Linked DNA regions of Homo sapiens: region 1 is linked to region 2. A link is an interaction called in ENCODE POLR2A ChIA-PET data of the cell type or tissue named here. Cell type or tissue: OCI-LY7. All regions are shown on one strand.

Region 1 (4,000 bases), 130 kb after region 2:
TTGTTGCCCCAAGTTTCTTATAGTAGTCTCTGATGATTTTGTTAGTCTTTATTTGAATGATATCTCCTTTCTCATTCTAATTCTTTCATATTTTTCTTCTTACTCCTTTTTCTTATCAGGCTTTTGAGGAATTTATCTATCTTATTAGTCTTTTTGAAGAGCCATGTTTTGATTTATACTTTCTCTATATATATTTTTTGGTTTGCTTTCTATGAAGATTTTATCTTTGTTAATTTCCTTTTCCTTTTGGTTATTGCTCTTTTTCTAATATCTTAAGATGAATATTTAGTTTCTTTATTTCTCATCTTCTTCCTTAAAAAAATATAAAGCTATAAACGTTCCTCTGAGTAAACCTCCACTGTGTCCCATAGGTTTGGTATAAGTTATTCTTTTCCTTGCTTTATAGTTTGTAATTTTCCTTTAAATTTTCTCTTTGATCCACCTGCTATCTAGTAGCACATTTCTCAATTTCCATGTCATTGAGAATCTTTTAATTACATTATTTGTGTCTCAATTCATTGAATTGTGATCATGTGATCTGCTAGATCTCACTTTTTAAAAATGTATTTTCTTTATGATCAAATACAGAATTTTTTATTCTTTTTCGTGTTTCATAAACACAGCAAAATATGATACTCTCTATTTGAGGGATATAATGTCTACATATAGCCATTAAGTCAATATTATTGATCATATTAGTCAATTCCTTTCTGTCCTTAATTATTGTTTATCTATTAGACCTGTTCACTTATGAGAGAATATGTTGAAGTCCCTCACCTTCATTGTACAGTTTTGTTGGGTTGTTGTTGCATTTCTGATTGTTTTTGCTTTAGGTTTGGCTTCTATATTGTTTGGTACCTAAAGGCTTTTCACTGTTATATTTTCCTTAATGATAGTATTTCTTATATTATCATTACATAGTCACCCCTTGTAGTGCTTTTCTTCTAAAATTCCACTAGGCATTAACATTTCTACTTCTTTCTTTTTGTTTGCATTTGCCTACTCTTTGATTTTCAGCCTTTTTTATTACTATATTTTAATTGTGTTTCTTATATAAATAGGTTTTGCTTTTTTAATCCAGTGGAATAGTTTGTCTTTTAAAGAAAGAATTTAGTCTTCACATTTTGTGTGTGACTGATATAGTACTTGATTTTATTTCTTACAACTTACTTTTTTTTTAATTTTTTTTTTAATTGAGACAAGGTCTCACTCTGCCGCCCAGGCTGGAGTGCAGTAGCATGATCTCGGCTCACTGCAACCTCTGCCTCCTGGGTTCAAGCGATTCTCCTGCCTCGGCCTCCTGAGTAGCTAGGATTATAGGCATGCACCACCACGCCCGGCTAATTTTGTATTTTTAGTAGAGATAGGGTTTCACCATGTTGGCCAGTTTGGTCTGGAACTCCTGACCTCAAGTGATCCACCCGCCTCGGCCTCCCAAAGTGCTAAGATTACAGGCGTGAGCCACCATGCCCACCCCAGCTTACTTTTTCTGTAATTTATTTTTAGTGTTTTTTTCTCTCTTTCCTTTATATTAGCTTGCCTGAACAAATTATTCTTTCCTGGTTGCATTCTGACACATACTCCTCTACCAGCATTTGAAAACAAGACACTATTATCCTCACCAATACTCATCTTTTACCCCACTGAGATGCTTCTGCTTCCTCCTGATCCCTTCACTCTAACAAGATGAGAGCTTTAGGATCATTTTACTTTCTCTCTCCTCCCCTCATTAGCCCCTTAGAATCTTATTTCTCCCTCTCCTTCCACCCACCAAAAGTTGCTATTTTCTCATTTAAGCTCCTATCCCCACCCCTCCCCGACTCAGACACTCCTCTCCAAGCTTTAGCTTGCTGGGAGTGTGTTCTGCTTTTCTAACTGATTCTCCTCTCTCTCTGGCTGCTGGCCCTTTTTAAAATGGGTTGTTATTTTTTTCTGTGGGCTCATAGGTCTCAGGGTTTGGTGGCTTGTGTGTTCTAAGTGGCGGGAGCCCCATGGGTGGCAGAAGGTCCCCACAGACTGAATTGTAGAAGCCGCCAGCCCCCTGCTAATCACCTGTAGGAAACTCCCCAAACTTCTCACACTGCCCCAGCTTCCAGGTAGAGGACTCAGTCTCCCATTCAGCTCCTCCTTGGCCCCTTCAGCTAGGAAAACCCAGCACAGTCACACTAGGCTTGTGTTGACATTAGCCCTGACAGCCCCTCTCCACTCAGGATTGACTGTCTTCCCTTGTTCACCTTTGACATTATTCTCTAGGCACCTGCCCAGCCCACTGGAAGAAGGAAGCTTACAATTCTGTATGCTTGGAACCCACCAAAGCCTGAGGCCTCACTGGCACCCAGCCATCCACAGGAGTTAGCAGCTGTTTGAGTCCAGAAGGAAGAACTTTTGGAGTCGGAGGTGGGAAAGATAGAAATTGCATCCAAATTATCACATTCCCAGAACCCTCTTTTGGCCCTGTAAGTTATTCCCATAGCCATTGATCATGCAATAGCCTGGATGAAAAGAGTAGAGCTGGAATGAATAGCTACAGTCCTGGTTAACAACAGCTTGAATACAAGCTCATTCCACTCCCAAGTTTCAGGCTGGCCTATCTGGGAGACAAATGCCAACTACTGTGGTCCTACACATTTTTACCACCACTGCATGCAGAGATAAGAGAGAGTTACTGCACTTTCATTATGAAAAAAAGCAACCAAAATGGCTTGGAGTAAAAATGTAAATTTTTCCTAACCCTGCTTTATCTGATGAGATATCCACCTGCAGTGAGGAATCACTGCCAGTTTCCCCTCAGAAGGTGTAAAGATCAGGCTAGTTCTGGGAAGGAAGATTGAGTGAGCATATTATTAACCTAAATGGAATTAGATTTCCGTTTCAATAAAGATTCCCATTAAGGCTGCAAGCAATACAGCGACAGCAGTGCAGCCATAACCACCCACTGCCTGTAGGAAGATGTGCTTGAATTACACCTGGCTGTGCACCCCATTATCACTTCACAAAAGGTAGTAACTTGAGGTGGACCTCTGTGGTCACCGTGTCCTTCTGCTGATGCCACAAAGGAATCCTAGCTTGGATGCAATCAATAATCCAAACATACATTACTCATGTATCAGCATATGACAAGAGGATGACAGTGGTTAATCAGCTAATTATGACATGCTCTTTTCATCCCATAGTGTATGACTTATTGAATATTCTTGTATTTTTATGTTTAGTTGCAATGGAAAGGGTATGGCAACTATATTTTATTCAAACTGTGTCCATCAAGAAGGGCAAATCCGTATGTATGTGTGATTTTGTTTTTGTTTTTGTTTTTTTTGAGACAGAGTTTCGCTCCTCTTGCCCAGGCTGGAGTGCAATTGCGCGATCTTGGGTCACTGCAACCTTCGCCTCCCAGATACAAGCGATTCTCCTGCCTCAGCCTCCTGAGTAGCTGGGATTATAGGCGTGCACCACCATGCCTGGCTAATTTTTTTGTATTTTTAGTAGAGACGGGATTTCACCGTGTTGGCCAGGCTGGTCTCAAACTCCTGACCTCAGATGATCCACCCGACTAGGCCTCCCAGAGTGTTGGGATTACAGGGGTGAGCCACCACAACCAGCGAAATCCATGTTTTTATATCCCTGGGGGAGGCATTGCCAGGGCCTGCCATACTGGGGTAAGCAGCTACTCCAGAGTCTTTGTCCTGTTTACCTATTTCAAGTCTAATGAAAATGTCAATTCTCTTTTAAAAGACTTAGGAAAGACGTCACACACTGGCATCCTGTGAGCTGCTGCAGCCCTCAGATTTGTTTTGTATGAGCAGCAGGTTTTTTCATTGTGTTTTTGTTTTTGTTTTTTTCAATGAATTCACTGCCAGTCTTCAAAACTCTGCCCTCAGATTTGTTTTGTATGAGCAGCAGGTTTTCTCATTTTGTGTGTGTGTGTGTGTGTGTGTGTGTGTGTGTGTGTGTGTGTGTTTAATGAATTCAGAGTCTCTAAAAAAAACTAAGAAAATCTAAC
Region 2 (4,000 bases):
AAGACTGGATCTCCAGGAAAAACAGACTGTGAGGTCACCACATATTTAGGAAATTTCAGCTCCTCTTCACTTTTGAGCCTGACAATAGTGAGCACATTAAAGGCAGGAAACCAAAACATTTACTGAGTGCTGCACTGGGAGAAAGCAAAGGTAGGGTTGTTGTTCATAAAGAAGGTAGAAGGACAATGCTATTAACAGATTGACAGAGAGTGCTCATTATTGTGGATATTAACTCGGTGGCTTCTCCATTTTTACTGGGGCATGCAGGGCTAACAAGCAGAATTTAGACTCTATCAGTAATACTCATTAATCCAGATTCTTTTTTTTTTTTCCTTGAGATGGGATTGCCCTATGTTGCCCAGGCTGGTCTTGAACTCCTGGGCCCAAGCGATCCTCCCACCTCAAACTTTTAAGTAGCTGGGATCACAGGCATGAGCCACCACGCCCAGCTCAGATATTAAGATAGTTTAGGCCGGGCGCAGTGGCTCACGCCTGTAATCCCAACACTTTGGGAGGCTGAAGTGGGTGGATCATGAGGTCAGGAAATCGAAACCATCCTGGCTAACACGGTGAAACCCCATCTCTACTAAAGATACAAAAAATTAGCCGGGCATGGTGGCGGGCGCCTGTAGTCCCAGCTACTTGGAAGGCTGAGGCAGGAGAATGGTGTGAACCCGGGAGGCGGAGCTTGCAGTGAGCTGAGATCGCGCCACTGCACTCCAGCCTGGGCGACAGAGCAAGACTCTGTCTCAAAAAAAAAAAAAAAAAAAGATAGTTTAAATCACAAGTGACCAGTAACCAGACCTTCTTCACATTCTTAAAAACAAGTCTCTAATGAAGTAAAATGGTTCAGAGGGTAAGATAATGGGTAAGTAAAGAGAGAAGGGGCCTAGAAGGTAGGCCACAAGATAAATTCCAGACACTAAATATATATACTAGATTTTCAAAAGCTGTCTATTTTAATATCTATTAAAGGCTAAGTGCAGTGGCTCATGTCTGTAATCCCAGCACTTTGGGAGGCCAAGGCAGGTGGATCATCTGAGGTCAGGAGTTCAAGACCAGTACAGCCAACAGGGCGAAACCCCATCTCTACTAAAAATACAAAAATTAGCCAGGTGTGGTGGTGGGCACCTGTAATCCCAGCTACTCAGGAGGCTGAGGCAGGAGAATCGCTTGTACCCGGGAAGTGGAGGTTGCAGTGAGCTGAGATCACACCACTGCACTCCAGCCTCGGCGACAGAGCAAGACTCTGTCTCAAAGAAAAAAAAAAAAAAACGATCAAAATTATAAATGCATATCTCTTTTGACTCAGCAATTCCATTTCCATAAACAGAAATGGTTATATATACAATTAGGTACTAAACATAAATATTGGGTTATCCACTGAAGCACTGTTTGCAAAAGACTGAAATTAAACAAATTATGGTACACCCATACAAATACTATGTAGCTGTTAACAAAAAAGGAATGAGAAAGCTTTTATATCCTGACATAAAACAAATTTGAACATATGCTGTTAAAAAAAAAAAAAAAGCAGGTTGCAGCACAGTATGTTATCCATTTTGTTAGGAGAGAAAGAAGAGAGAGAGAGGAAAAAAATTATTTTTCCTGTTTTGATAGAGTATCTTTGGAATACCCAAGAAACTAGTAATATTGGTTGCATCTGACAAGCAGAATCTCAGTGACTGAGATATAGCAGTCAAAAGAAGACTTCTTGAAATAACTTTTTCCATCTTTAGGGTTTTTGAACCTTATGAATGTATTTTTTCAAAGTTCAAGTATTTTAAAAGAGTTGGCTCTGTTGTTTCACAGCTTTTCACGATCAAAAAACAACTGTAGCTTTTCTAACAGTTACCTGCTAATGAGAATCATGAAGCGCTCAGCCAAAGCTTGGAAGAATTTAAATGTCCTCCTCCAATTTAACAAATCTCTACCAACCACACAACACATAAGTAAGATCTGCTGTGTCATTCCTTCTAATTTCCCAGGATAAAAAGGCAATGACCTCTCACATCCACACAGAAGCAAGGACACGACAAGAGAGCTGGCCTCATCAAGGCATCCAGTGCCACATACCAACTTCACAGTCCCAGAACCCCTCATTGCCAGAAATGACTCCCAAGCCCAAACAGCTTGTGCAGGAGAGGAGAATCAAAGCACAAGGCACATTTGCTCACTCAACCTCCTTGGAGAATACTTCAAGGACATCTTTTTTTGTTGTTGTTTATCATGTCCTATTTTAGCCATTACCAGTTATCTGCCAAATGTAATAGGTAGATATATACAAGTCACCTCTCATCTCTGTTGGGTAAACAGTAATTTCCAGGCAGAGAGAGAGTCACAATATTTTGAATACAAAAGAGCAGTGGTAAGCATGTGGACAGCCTGGAGCAGATAGCAGGACAAGCACAATCGTGGACTTCTAGAGGACAAAGACCTCTCTAATAATAGGGTTCCAACCACATGAAGCACTTACTTGATGATACTTCATTCTCTTCTTCCTAGAAATAAAATAAGCATTCCTGTGGGATGTGGGAGAACCCCACAAAGGAGGAGTTACACAGTCACAATAACACTGAGCCCCTGTCCCTATCAGAACACACCAAAACTTAGAAGTCCATGAAAAGACACATAAGCCTGGAACCCAAATATTTGGGAAATAATAACAGGCCATCCTCTTATATAGTTCCTTGGCTGTGAAAGAAGAAAAACCTTAAATACATAAAAAGCAGCCATTAGTTCCCAAAAATATTCCTTTCCAAAATCGAAACGGAAAGATGAAATATGCCAGCAAGGAGCAGGGGCCAGAATAAGAAAGCCCACCTCCAGGGGCTCTGTCCAAGTGTCTCAGAGTGGTTCACACAATGCTAATGCTAGCCTGCTCTAACTCCAGTCCCTGCCCACTGCAAAGTGACAAAGATAAGACAATGTATGCTGAAGTCTCAAATCAGCTTCAAGCACTAAGAATACAGCTGAAAGGTGGAGAGGGAAAAGCACAAGAGTTTTGGTTCCATTTCTGCAAGTTTGAGCATGCCCCTTTTTCTTGGCAAGTTGGCTTTTTCACCTGTAAAATGAGAATCACCCTATCTATGATCTCACACAACCCTCTAAAAGTTCTCCATCCTATAAGTCCATATAATCTCTCAATAACATAAAAAATATCAGCACCAGAATACCACCTTCTGGGTTATTCCTCTAGAGATGGGATGTCAAGGTGGTTTAGACCATGTAAAAACCCAAATAAGCAGGTGGCAGCTGAGGAGGCTTTCAATCCCCAGAATCCCTGAAAGACCTTTTGACATCCAAAAAACGATGACCAGATGATAAGCAACAGCCCCTTTCCCACAGAGTCCACGGCAGGACAGACACTAGTAGGCAGAGTACACCAGCCAGTTGTCTTCACCCAAATCCCCATCAATCCTCACTCACCCTAGCCCTGGCCACTGACTGTCTCAGATGGACTATTTATTTGCCCTTGATTTTATTATACCCACCTAGAAATCAGGAGACCTGGGGACCTGATAAAATATTAGCAGCCCAATGTAGATCACAGCTGTGCTATGACCTAACCAAGTGTCTTTGGGGGAATCCTATAACCTCCCTGGGCCCGCCTCTTCATCTACTAAACCAAGGCGGTTTGACTAGATGAGAGAAGCTCTTGTGCAGATGGAGCAGTCTGTGTCTATGCCTCCCATGGAGACAGAACCAAAGACATAGCATGTAAACTTGGCCATGTAAGGCAGCACAAGGTCAGGTGAGCAGGCTACCTCTGTAGAGTCCCTACTAACGAGGCTCAGTGGGCAGGTCTACAGGAGGTGCTGTAGAAATACAAAGGCTTCCAATCCAGGTTTCCAGGTGCACGTACCTTTCCCGCATCCACCAGTTCTGCAATGTCATCTAAACATGGGCCACTGGCCATGAAAAATGCCCAGCGATAATGGACTCCTTTCCAGAAATGCTAAAAAGAAGAAAACAAAACATGTCAAATACAGAAAAACAT

What was found. Peaks named below come from ENCODE experiments on the same cell type or tissue, not always from the same donor. Only the 100,000 strongest peaks of a DNase experiment are listed, where the experiment ranks them.
Region 1: POLR2A ChIA-PET joins it to region 2 with 7 read pairs; 2 of 35 experiments call an interaction of 5 or more read pairs at or near these places.

The regions. Positions count from the first base shown.
Region 1 is chr6:106,711,691-106,715,690 of GRCh38, forward strand. It overlaps LOC105377927 (a long non-coding RNA gene), which reads left to right. Exons shown (of 4, transcript XR_942841.3): 3 at 2,254-2,397. Among named protein-coding and RNA genes, the nearest start is that of LINC02526, 18 kb to the left of the region's middle. In OCI-LY7, no CTCF peak of the experiment used is centred here; DNase peaks (open chromatin) are centred at 1,923 and 3,771; H3K4me3 peaks cover 823 bases; H3K27ac peaks cover 2,512 bases.
Region 2 is chr6:106,579,463-106,583,462 of GRCh38, forward strand. It overlaps RTN4IP1 (reticulon 4 interacting protein 1), which reads right to left. Exons shown (of 9, transcript NM_032730.5): 8 at 3,866-3,958. Among named protein-coding and RNA genes, the nearest start is that of RTN4IP1, 48 kb to the right of the region's middle. RefSeq lists a silencer at 1,819-2,019. In OCI-LY7, no CTCF peak of the experiment used is centred here; no DNase peak of the experiment used is centred here.